3 separate regions of the Homo sapiens genome follow, and regions 1 and 2 are each linked to region 3. The links are chromatin contacts, found by Hi-C or POLR2A ChIA-PET in ENCODE. All regions are on one chromosome and are shown on one strand. Each heading gives the region's core, a stretch centred on a gene start or an enhancer-like site at or near the end of the contact. The rest is flanking DNA. Distances are from core to core; before and after follow the strand shown.

Region 1 (3,780 bases), core at 1,212-3,711, 350 kb before region 3:
GGAATCTGAATCTTTCAAATATTAAGTAACTTAGTATGTGCTGGAATTTGTATATGAAAACCCACATTGGTTTGAATCTAAAGCTCATCCAAAGCACTAAGCTATGCTGTCCCCATGATCTAGGTTATGTGCCTAGATCATGTAAATGTTCACCCTATAAATTTCCAACTGGAAAAAGACTAAGCAATTTCCAATATAAACAGTCCACTTTCCCAAAAGTGAAACATTTCTGATGACTGATCTGCACAATGTGTTTTCATCTCAATAAGAAGAGTAAGAAAATGGAAAGTATTGCATATGTTAAATAGCTTGATTTAACCTCATTGTATACATATATCAAAACATCATGTCATATACTACAAATATGAAGTTACTTGTCAATCAAAAAAAAAAAGAAGAAAAGAGAAGAACAGGCCTAGAACAGAAATGAAGCCTATGGGAGCATAAAGGTGCAACAGTGTAGACCAACTGCGTGAGCTCCAAACAAAGTCTCCAAAAGAATCTTTTGAAATCTTTGGGCAAGTCTCTCAATCTCTCTGAATCACAATTGCCTCATCCACCAGAACAGATAACAGTGCAGGCCCCTACTTCACTTTGGAATGGGCATGACACTTTTCTAGCCTTATTTCCCATACTTGGTCATACCCTCACATCAGGTCTTTATTCCATGTAAAAGATTTGCTGGGAAGGCCTTTGAGGGGCCTCTTCATCTTTCCACAGAGCTTTCCATTAAACAGAGGCAAAATTAAACCATGTCCTTTTTTTCCATGGCACTCTGAACCCTTCTCATCATGTGATCTATTAGAATTACTTATCTATGTATCTGGCCCACACCACTGAGCTCCTGGTGAACCTATACTGCTCCCCTTCATAAAATATAAAGCAGGTGGCTCACACAAAATACACTCTCAACAAATGTGGAATAGAAGGCATGATTCATGATTATTTCATTCTACTAAATGCATGATATTATTTGGACTACGCACTGTGATATACCATTAAAAATAAGTGATTTTTAAAAAAAAATTTCCAGAATTAGGACAGATGCACTGTGACTCACGTTATTATTATTATTATTATTATTATTATTATTATTATTATTATTTTGAGTCGGAGTCTTGCTCTATCACCCATGATGGAGTACAGTGGCATGACCTTGGCTCACTGCAACGTCTGCCTCCCGGGTTCAAGGGAGTCTCCTGCCTCAGCCCACCCGAGTAGCTGGGACTACAGGCGCGCGCCATCACGCCCAGCTAATTTCCTTTGTATTTTTAGTAAAGATGGGGTTTTGCCATCTTGGCCAGGCTGCTCTCGAACTCCTGACCTCAGGTGATCCACCCGCCTCGGCTTCCCAAAGTGCTGGGATTACAGGCATGAGCCACTGCGCCTGGCCTGACCTACATTCTTAAAAGGGCTGTGTTACTGAAACAATCAGGAAAGAATCATATCTCCAGGTGAAGGAAAATGAACAATGCTTTTTCTCTTCCTCAAGTCAAGAAAAATCCAGTTCTTTAGTTGACAGTACATCCAAGTTAGTCAAATTAAGTAGCTTCCTGTCTCCGCTTCATTTTATCTACTTGTCATGATTAAATATCCTACTAGGTTGTAAGTGGGCCCTCAACGCTGACCTTTTTATCTTGGGATTTGAGAGGCACAGTCTAGAGCACTACTCTTCACCTAAATGCCAGTATGCCACCAGTAGAAATTATCCTTTAGGCTAAATATTGTTCTTCCCAGAAACCCTCTTTTCAAGGATCAGTTTAAACCTAAATTCATCAGAGAGGAAAACAGCAGATTTCAGAGTCAGATGAAGAATTCATATCCACCTGGCTTTGAACATTATCGGCTGTGAGATGGTGTAGGTAAAATTTTAAGTGCATAATTTGGCAATAATAAATCATCAATAAATATTAATGTTGATGAGGCCCCTGGGCCACATAAAGAAATAGGGAGTGAGGGGATTTGAAATTCTGGCCACTTCACAGAAATGGGTGGGAAGGGGCTCTTGATTGAGATAGAAGCCCATCCTACATGAAGCAATTCCTCATTGAGTTCTCTCGTCCTTTATCCTTGTTGGAAACATCAGGCAAAGTCACTCTTGGTCTTAAAGTACTTTTACATCTAAATACGGAACTCTTCTATTTAATCCCTGTCTGTTGTAGATGTTAAGTATACAAAGAGGTTGTCAGAGTTTGAAACATCTGGACTTCTGTCAGGTACTAGCTCCGGAACTCCAGTCCTGCTCGCCCTCAAAAACGGCTTGCAGCTAGAGGTTTAAGTTCCACTTCCTCTCAGCGAATCCTTACGCACGAGGGAGGCGGGGCGTGTGTCCTCCGCGCGTGGTTTTCGGGTAGCACCTTCTGGGGCGCCGCCTGCCTCCACCCACGGCCGGGCCTTGACGTCATGGGCTGCGGCCCCCTCCCGGCTGAGCCTATAAAGCGGCAGGTGCGCGCCGCCCTACAGACGTTCGCACACCTGGGTGCCAGCGCCCCAGAGGTCCCGGGACAGCCCGAGGCGCCGCGCCCGCCGCCCCGAGCTCCCCAAGCCTTCGAGAGCGGCGCACACTCCCGGTCTCCACTCGCTCTTCCAACACCCGCTCGTTTTGGCGGCAGCTCGTGTCCCAGAGACCGAGTTGCCCCAGAGACCGAGACGCCGCCGCTGCGAAGGACCAATGAGAGCCCCGCTGCTACCGCCGGCGCCGGTGGTGCTGTCGCTCTTGATACTCGGCTCAGGTGAGGATTCACCGGCGCTGAACTGCTGGGCTCTCCTCCCATGGCAGGTTTTGCCTCTTGAGTTTGGCTCTTGCTTCTCTAAAAATCGCCCTTTAGTTCCCCCGACCCTGCGCCGCAGGAGGTGATCACTGTAGCTCCCTCCCTAGGAGGAAAAGAGAAGGGCAGATGTCTCAAACGTCCAGGACAAGGTGTCCCAGAGAATCGCTGTACTTTTTCTTTAGTTCAGCTGAGAAGACGGGAGAGATCATTTGAACCTAACCCTTCGTTTCACAGATTAAAAGATTAAAAAGACCAAGATCTAGAGAGGTGAAGTGATTTCCGCAGATATTGGACCCAGCAGTGTTTGCTGCCTCCTGCCTAATTCTCCATCTCTGTCTAGTGATTTCTTCTTTACCTTCCTAGAGGGACTTAGAGTATCCCGGCGAGAGGTTAAAAGCACCACTCTGATGCTGTTTTATTGAGACCTAAGAAAAAGCAAGATAAAGCAGTGGCTTAACTCTGGGCCCCAAATCTTACTTAGTACTCAGTTTATTGTCTATGTAGTAATAATAATAATGATAATGAAAAATGACAATAATAATCGATATAATTAACCACTGTTTATATTATTTTAAAAGATTATCTTTTAAAAATATCTTTTAAAAATATGAACACATCTTTTAAAAATATGAACACATCTTTTAAAAATATCTTTTAAAAATATGAACACATCTGAAGAAAATCTGATATTTGTATCTAAAACCTACCGAAATAGGCCAGGATGGCATTCTAGCAAAAAAAGAAATGCATTTGGAATGTGAAGTGATGGGAATTTTTAGACATTACCCATCAAGTAATTGTATTAGATTAATTTGCCAATTTGGCGGGATTTTTTTGATGTGGAAATTAATGTGGATTATCTGTGGAAAAGAAAAACTTCAGAAAAGCACTTCTGTAATTGGGACAGCTGAATTTGCTTGCTGGCAAAAATGTAAAGTTTCTTTCATAGAAATGACTCAATCACAAACAATAGCACATGTGCAATAACTGCTTTGATGTCAAAAGATAA
Region 2 (3,710 bases), core at 801-3,300, 430 kb before region 3:
ATTTTCCTTGGTTCCATTTCTTCTTTTCCAAAATAAGCTATTAAGTGAGAAGTCACTCAATGCCTGCTTTCTTGATAGATTTGGAAGCTAGACTTAGGAACCCAGCCTACCTCTATCCTACTGTTCATTGATTCATTTAACTTACAAATATTGACCAACTACCAAGTACCACCATCTTAAGCATCAACGTTTGCATATAATGGTAGGTATTTTTAGTGAGCACTAACTCGGTACTAGGCACTCTACTAAGCACTTTCATTATTTTCCTATGCGCTGGATACTATTATTATCCCTGTTTTACGTATGAGGAAATTGAGACAGATTAAATAACTTGTCCAGGAATTCACACACAGACAGTTTAAATCTTAACCCCTGATAACATGATGAAGTATTTGTTTCTTTTTTTTTTTTTTTTGAGACGGAGTTTCGCTCTGTCGCCCAGGCTGGAGTGCAGTGGCGCGATCTCGACTCACTGCAAGCTCCGCCTCCCGGGTTCACGCCATTCTCCTGCCTCAGCCTCCCGTGTAGCTGGGACTACAGGCGCGCGCCACCATGCCCGGCTAATTTTTGTATTTTTAGTAGAGACGGGGTTTCACTGTGTTATCCAGGATGGTCTCGATCTCCTGACCTCGTGATCCGCTCGTCTCGGCCTCCCAAAGTGCTGGGATTACAGGCGTGAGCCACCGCGCCCGGCCGAAGTATTTGTTTCTAACAAGAGCATTCTGGACATTAAAGGGCCTTAGAGTATGAGAGAAAAAAGCCAGAAAAAAAAAAGGAATAGTAATAATAATTTTTTAAAAAGTAGAAATAAAAAGGTAAGGAGTTAACATCCATTAGATTCCATTTTCTATTCAAATATGTATATTTACATACAGTACTGCTGAATTGACTCACAGTTCTTAGGTCCTATAGAGGAGTGCAGTGAAAAGGAAGACAATTTACACAGTACAGAGCTGAACATAGGACTTACAAACAAAAAAAAAGTCAAGGAATACAAAGTAGCTTTCCCAGGTGTAAAGTACCGGGTCTAGAATTCTATGAGGCTAGGGAGAAGATAAACGACAAAAGCTATAAGAGATCAGAATGAAAAGAGATCCACAAGCCTAAGAAGCCCAGGCCCTTGAGGAGAACCATGAATTTGAGCAGGATTTCACTAATTCCTTTAAAAAGTAGCCATTGCCTCAAAGTACGACTCCATCAGCATAGGCAGGAAAGTGGGAGTGAGGAAAGGCTTAGAGTTTTCCAGCCTGGCTGGGGTCAGACAATTTGCCTGGGGAAATAGTGGGAGCTGAGGTTGAAAAGACCGATTGGCTTCACGTTTGTGGCAGGCCTTGTCCAAAAAGCAATAGGAAGTCGTTGAAAGGTTTTGTGCAGGGGAGCGACAGGATTAAGGCACTACTTAGTAGGAAGTCATATCAAAAGCAGCAACCTGACAAATGGCAAATACGACAGAAGGAAAAAAAATAACAGGAATTTTCTTCACAATGACTCGACTTTGAGGTAATAAATGCCTGAGCCACATTGGAAGCAGGGGTCTCAGAAGGAAGGCGCAGATGGGAAAGGCTTTTCTGGGCGGTGGCGTTTCAATGCAAGGAGGGCGCTTGAATCACTGACAGACTTCAAGTTAAGGGAGTTTTCGTGGCTGAGGTTAGTAAGTCACACGCACAGCTCTCCAAAGGCATGTATGGGGAACGCCAGCCTTGGCTAAAAGACTGATTCAAGTTATGTCCGTCACCCTGAGCAACCAAAACCACCCACTACAGGGCAGGTGACCCCACAAAGCAAACCAAGCCATCTGGTCCACGCTCCCCACCTCCCGGAGGGAGATGGAAAAGTTTCGGGAGTAGTCCCCGGCCAATCGGAAAGACATTTTTTCATTCCTCAACCACTACTCTCAGGTGCTCCAGGGAGGGAGGATGACTTCCTGACGGTCCTCCTGCCGCTCCTCCCTCGGGCCAATTATGAAACTCTGGGCACTCTTGACCTCACCCCGTTAGGGCCCGGGAGGGGCTCCCTAGTATAAAGTTCGCAGCACCAGACAGTTGAGCTCACTTGCCTGATATTTCCAGTGTCAGAGGGACACAGCCAACGTGGGGTCCCTTCTAGGCTGACAGCCGCTCTCCAGCCACTGCCGCGAGCCCGTCTGCTCCCGCCCTGCCCGTGCACTCTCCGCAGCCGCCCTCCGCCAAGCCCCAGCGCCCGCTCCCATCGCCGATGACCGCGGGGAGGAGGATGGAGATGCTCTGTGCCGGCAGGGTCCCTGCGCTGCTGCTCTGCCTGGGTAAGTTCTCCCCCTCTGGCTTCCGGCCGCCCCAAAGAGGAGACAAATAAGGAAGGCTCCTGTGCATTTGTCATTCGACAAGTACGGAGTTGTCTCCAGGTTCAAGTGTGCTCTATTTAAAATTACGTCTTGTTTTGTGAGTCTGTCTTCCCCTATGGTGGGACTGGGGTGGGGGGGACTGGGGATCGATGTTAAAATGCTTTTTATTGGTGAATTAATTATTGGCATATATGTTATGCATGGATTGAAATATCTCCTTATTAAACAAAATAAAAAGTTGTTGAAAAAGCTTTTTTTTTTTTTTTGAAAAGTTGCCAGTCCTAGAAATCTAAAGGCCTGGAACGCACTGTTAACATTTCATGTCTTGTTCCTTTTTGTTGGAGAGTGGGGAATAGAAACTAGCGTAAGAAATTTTTTGGAGGGGGGAAAAAGCTTTTCTCCTCTGTCTTGCGCTCAGTTTTCTAAAACCTAGCCTGGTTTAGCTTTCCCGGAGGAGCTGGTATGCGCCAGTGCCAGTTGGCTGAGCTCCAGACACAAGAGAAATAAAACACTGGTCGAGGGTATCTGGAGCAGAAGGGCCCTGGGCAGGTCCTGGCGCTCCCCACCGCCCTTCGCCCCTACACCTGCTGCTTGCGTTTTTCCCTGCAGCCTCCCAAGCAGCCTCTGGAGCAAGCGTTCTGCACTTGCTGCTAATTGCACTCCATAGCCTGTGATCGCTGAGGGTATTTAAATGCCAGTCTTCCTATTTGAGATGATTTAGTTCAAGGGGAAAAATTTTCTAAATAGCCTTTCTGTTAAAAAAAAATTACTTCTTTCCAATTCCTTAAACTTCAGTTTAAGGAATTTGAAAGAGTTTGAAGTCGTATATGAATATCTTAATAAAAAAATAAAAGTTACCACCAGTCTCATATTCTCCCTGGAGTTGGAATGAGGCTGATTCCCCAGACACTCTAACTCTACCTGTGAAGGATGTGACTGTTAAATTATTATTTTGGCACACCTTATCTCAGGGGTTGAGAGACCTAATGAAATGCATACTATGCATAATTGAAACTTACAAGTCTAAGTCCAGGAACACAAGTGGAAACTAGATATGTGGTTTCTGCCAAAACTGAGCTAAGAAAGACTTGCTAGAAGATTCTCAGTAAACAATGTGGCTTTGCTGTCTTTGTTTTGAAAAGAATTAAATTAGAAAGGTGACAGTCTTCCTAGAGTTAGAAATTAACCTCGAGGTCAGAATAACTTAGCACTTATTATTTTCCCCACATGTAAGGTTGCATCTGAACAATGCACATGTCTGTTCTGGGTGTTTCATTGAATATTCTAATTTGAGACAGCCAGAGCCTGTGAATAACCTGGTTACTACCCACTAGTGTGTGTGTTGTGTGTGTGTTTGTTGTCATGAAAGTGCTTACCTCCTTCATTGCAT
Region 3 (3,840 bases), core at 722-3,221:
CCAGTCAAGCCCTGTGATGGTGTGTGTTTAATAGCTTATTGATTCTGTTCCAAATATTCTAATCTGGCTTTTTCAGTTCTTCATAATCTGTCTGCCTCTCAGAAATTCTACTCTTTCCAGTAAAGCATGCTCATTCGCATCGCCAACCCTTTACTAAATGCTTTTTCCCTTGTCTCTGTTCCCTCTTTCCTCTCTACTATTGCAAACTCTACCCAAGCCTCAAGGCACGCATTCGTGTCCTCCATTCAGCCTTTCCCCACTATTCCAGCCCCCGCTGTTGAGCTCTTTCTCCCTTTTCTGATTCCGTGAATTTTTCCACAGGTTACCCTGCTGGGCTTGCATATCCAAATTCAGTGCAAGTTCTAGGGCAGGAATCATGTTTTATTTTAGGAATCTCATGAGCCCTTTCCCCACCTCCATTGCTACATACCTCAGCACCTTGCTGACTACGACAGATTCTCAGGGAATACTTTGACTGTTGGATAGTTTAGACACGGTGGAGGAAGAGAATGTCAGCTACTTGCAAGCAATGCTGGCAAAAGCATCAGTACTATTTCTAGGGTTAAGTCTCAACCCCATTGCTCTTCTTCATGAATGTACACATTCACTCTACCACTAAATTGTTACTGACTCCTTCCTCTTCAGCGTTTGTTAAATAAGTTTATTTTCTCTAACCTTGGTCCTAAGTCTGATCCACCTCCAAGCAAGTTCACTGTACCTTTTTAGCCACCTCTCTTACTCCAAGGACACAGTCAAATGAAAGTTTTCATTTAGGCTCCCCCTCTCTTTCCTCAATAAGAGGAATTCCCATTCTTTTTCATTTGTGGTGTCCCCTTCCCAGGCTTGAAGGTAGGAGTGATATCGTGGTGACACTTCAGCTGTGGAGACTCTCCTCCTACCACATAAATGCTCCAAACCCAGATGTGTCTACAGCCCAGCTAAGATTAGAAAATGTTACTGGTTTCCCTTCCCTTCTCTGCCCCGCAAAATGACCATGATGCAGAGAGCAAGCTTTGAAGAGTTGGGATTTTTTCCTACTTAGAAGCCTTCTCACTACCTTCCCTCGGTGGAGGGGAAGGGGAAGCCTGCTTCCAGCCACATCTGAAGTTCCAGCTCTGCTTTGTGAGTTCTGACTCCTAAGGAGGCAGGAGAGACCCTCTGGAGGGCTCTAGGCATCCTGCTACTCCTCCTCCCGCTGGCACTCTTCCCTAACGCCAGGTGATCACACCTTCAGTCAAAGAGTTCCCGTTCTTCTGCCTCCTGCAGGATATGCTTCTTGGTCTATACTACCACGTGAGCTTCTTTAGTGGGTTTCCCTGCTCGCCCCTGCCCCCACCCCCCGACCCTCACTTGCGAGCACAGCGCCTCACCCCGGTGGACAGCCCGCCGGCGCCGCCAGGCCCTCTGCTGTGCGCACAAGTCAGCAGCTGGCGGCCTGCTCGCAGCACTGGCAGCGAGGACCTCGGAATCGCTTCCGCCCTCGGGCCTTCTCACGCGTCTAGGGACTGCCTCCAGCAGGTGCAGCCCCAGGTGCCCAATTGCCAGATCTTTAACCTCGCGCTCTCCCAGCCTTCAAAGTTCTCCAACCCGCGCCTGCCAGCCCCAGCGCGCCCTCTTGTCCAGATGCCAGCTCGGTTCAGGGTTCGCCCTCCCCGCGACTCCAGCCCCAGACTTTCCTCCTGGTTTCCAGTGCCCAGCACGGCCACTTACCCAGGGCAAGGGCCAGGAGCAGTGGCAGGGAGCTGGCGCCGCTGCACCGGGCGGCCCGGTCCATCAACCCCGCTCTGCCGGGCCGGGCAGCCCCTAGACAAGTCTCCCTCCTTCTTCGCCCCCTTCCCGGGCCTCGGGCGCCTGAGAGGGTGCCTGGAAACTAATCCCGGAGGCAGAAGGAAACGAAACTACTTCCCAGGCTGGCACCCTGGCTACAAGGCAGGGAAACACCCAGGGCGGGAGGCCGGCCGGCTCCGTGAATGTCGCCGGGAGGAGGGAGCCTCCTATTTATCCCCCCTCCTCCTGCACACACCCCGCCAAAGAGGCGCAGGACTTGGTCCTGGGAGCCTCCACGCTGCTCCCACCCAAATTGCCCCACACCCATACCCACACCCAGGGACATATTCGGGCTGCCCTCGGACCAGCTCACCACTCCCCCTGCTGGGTCTCACCTGACTGACTGTTCATTTCCCTACCCCCTAGGGCGTAAACAAGGTAGGGAGGGAGATGTAAAGAATCCGCGTGGAGGGGTGTCGGGGGTTCCGGTCGGGCCTGCAGGCTGACCTAAACTCCTGGAAGCCACCGAGGAAGAGTCAGAGACCCAAACGTGTTCTGGAATTCTAACTTCCTTTATTTCAGAGGATTGCTAGTGTCATGGAGAAACCAGACTCACCATTCATTGTGGTTGACTTCAGGCATTTGATAATGCAGGCAATTTCAAAAGAGTCATTGTTGCCTTTTAAAGTCTTGAAGCCATAGCGAAACCTCGTCTCTACAAAAAATACAAAAGTAAATTAATAGCCGGGTATGGTGGTGTGCACCTGCAGTCCCATCCATTCCCTGAGGCTGAGGTGGGGAGGATCGCTTAAGCTTGGGAGATGGAGCCTTCAATGAGCCTAGATCGAGCCACTTCACTCCAGCCAAGGCGCAAGAGTGAGACACTGTTTCAAAACAACGACAACAACAACAACAACATCAGCAACAAAAAAAAAAAAAAAAAAAAAGAAAAGAAATGAAAAAAGTCTTCAAGCTAGTGTCTTAGTTTCTGGGTGCATTGTCTTCTAATAATTCATAAAATTGGGGCTCACCAGGACCTACTTTAGAAATTTCATTTGTATTTCTGTTTATGAATTTACTCATGTATTCAGTATATTTTCATTTACTTGCATTAAGCAATTTCTGGAACAGAAAGACATCCTCACAGCTTTTAGAGAAAGCAAGCAGCATCCAATTTTACCTTATGTGGTTATATATTGCCTCCAAGATAACCAAAAGATACAGCTGCTTTTGTACTGGTCTGTGTTCCTCATATAAGATTTATGTGGATAATTATGCCCCTCAGTACAGAAATTTTATTTCTATAGCATCCAAAAGTCATGTAAGCCTTATTTTACATATGAAATGTAGTTTGGGTGTCTGCCTCTTCCTCCTCATCCTACTGTTTAAGTTAAGTAAATTGTTGTGCACTTGTCTCCCACGAATAACATTTCATTTCAAAACTAAATTATTTTACTGCCCCAGGCAACTGATATATCCGGTGGAATAAAAATCAGCTCTTAATTTTCAGAATCCCATTCTAGTCCCACATGACAGCTCATAAAACATTGGTAGAGAGGGCAGGCATGAAGTTTAAAGAAACCCAAAGTTGTAAGATGGAAGGTTACTGCACCCCAGCTAAAAAGAGCAGAAACACTGGAAGCCAATGGATTTTGACATCATCTCCCTCCCTCTCAACACTTCCACCCTGCATTTTTCTTTTCTGATATTCTCTCCATCTCTCAGCACCAGTGCCCTAAGTTAAAGTATCTCTTACTCCAAGATGGCATTTAGCCTAGCCAACAGCTGTCCTGTTAGCCCCAACAGAATGCTACAATTTTGTTTTCCTTTTTCGTAGATACTAATAAAAAAAAAAAAAAGCGAGACCTAAACAAAAAGTACTAAATGTTTGTTGAGCATTGGAAAATTCCAGGACTTGGTGTAAGTATTCATCATTTATGCCATTCAAGTGGTAAATTAACTTTTTCAGGCCACTAGAATATGAAGTAGTATAATTTAATATACTAAATAGGACAGATAAATTAATAACCTTCCTTGAGGGCTTTATTTACCACCATAAATAAAATAAGTACT

The links. Hi-C counts contacts between places; a loop is a spot of excess contacts on that map. ChIA-PET counts read pairs that join two places held with the same protein, here RNA polymerase II (POLR2A). Pooled maps may share reads with other maps.
Region 1: a map of esophagus muscularis mucosa shows a loop between it and region 3 (2.8-fold over the local background). The contact joins the promoter of AREG here to the promoter of BTC in region 3. A Hi-C loop is called at or near these places in 2 of 168 maps with a recorded cell type or tissue (esophagus muscularis mucosa and mammary epithelial cell).
Region 2: a loop to region 3 is called in a pooled map, with 2.7 times the contacts of the local background. The contact joins the promoter of EREG here to the promoter of BTC in region 3. A Hi-C loop is called at or near these places in 7 of 168 maps with a recorded cell type or tissue (Caco-2, HCT116, PC-9 and 4 more) and 10 of 50 pooled maps. POLR2A ChIA-PET finds 5 or more read pairs at or near these places in 1 of 52 experiments (PC-3).

The regions. Positions count from the first base shown.
Region 1 is chr4:74,442,675-74,446,454 of GRCh38, forward strand. AREG (amphiregulin) reads left to right here and starts at 2,462. Exons shown (of 6, transcript NM_001657.4): 1 at 2,462-2,732. The coding sequence starts at 2,672. RefSeq lists a silencer at 3,729-3,780.
Region 2 is chr4:74,363,095-74,366,804 of GRCh38, forward strand. It overlaps EREG (epiregulin), which reads left to right and starts at 2,051. Exons shown (of 5, transcript NM_001432.3): 1 at 2,051-2,281. The coding sequence starts at 2,215. LOC105377276 (a long non-coding RNA gene) reads right to left here and starts at 2,247. Exons shown (of 3, transcript NR_188415.1): 1 at 2,057-2,247.
Region 3 is chr4:74,792,552-74,796,391 of GRCh38, forward strand. BTC (betacellulin) reads right to left here and starts at 1,972. Exons shown (of 6, transcript NM_001729.4): 1 at 1,711-1,972. The coding sequence starts at 1,774.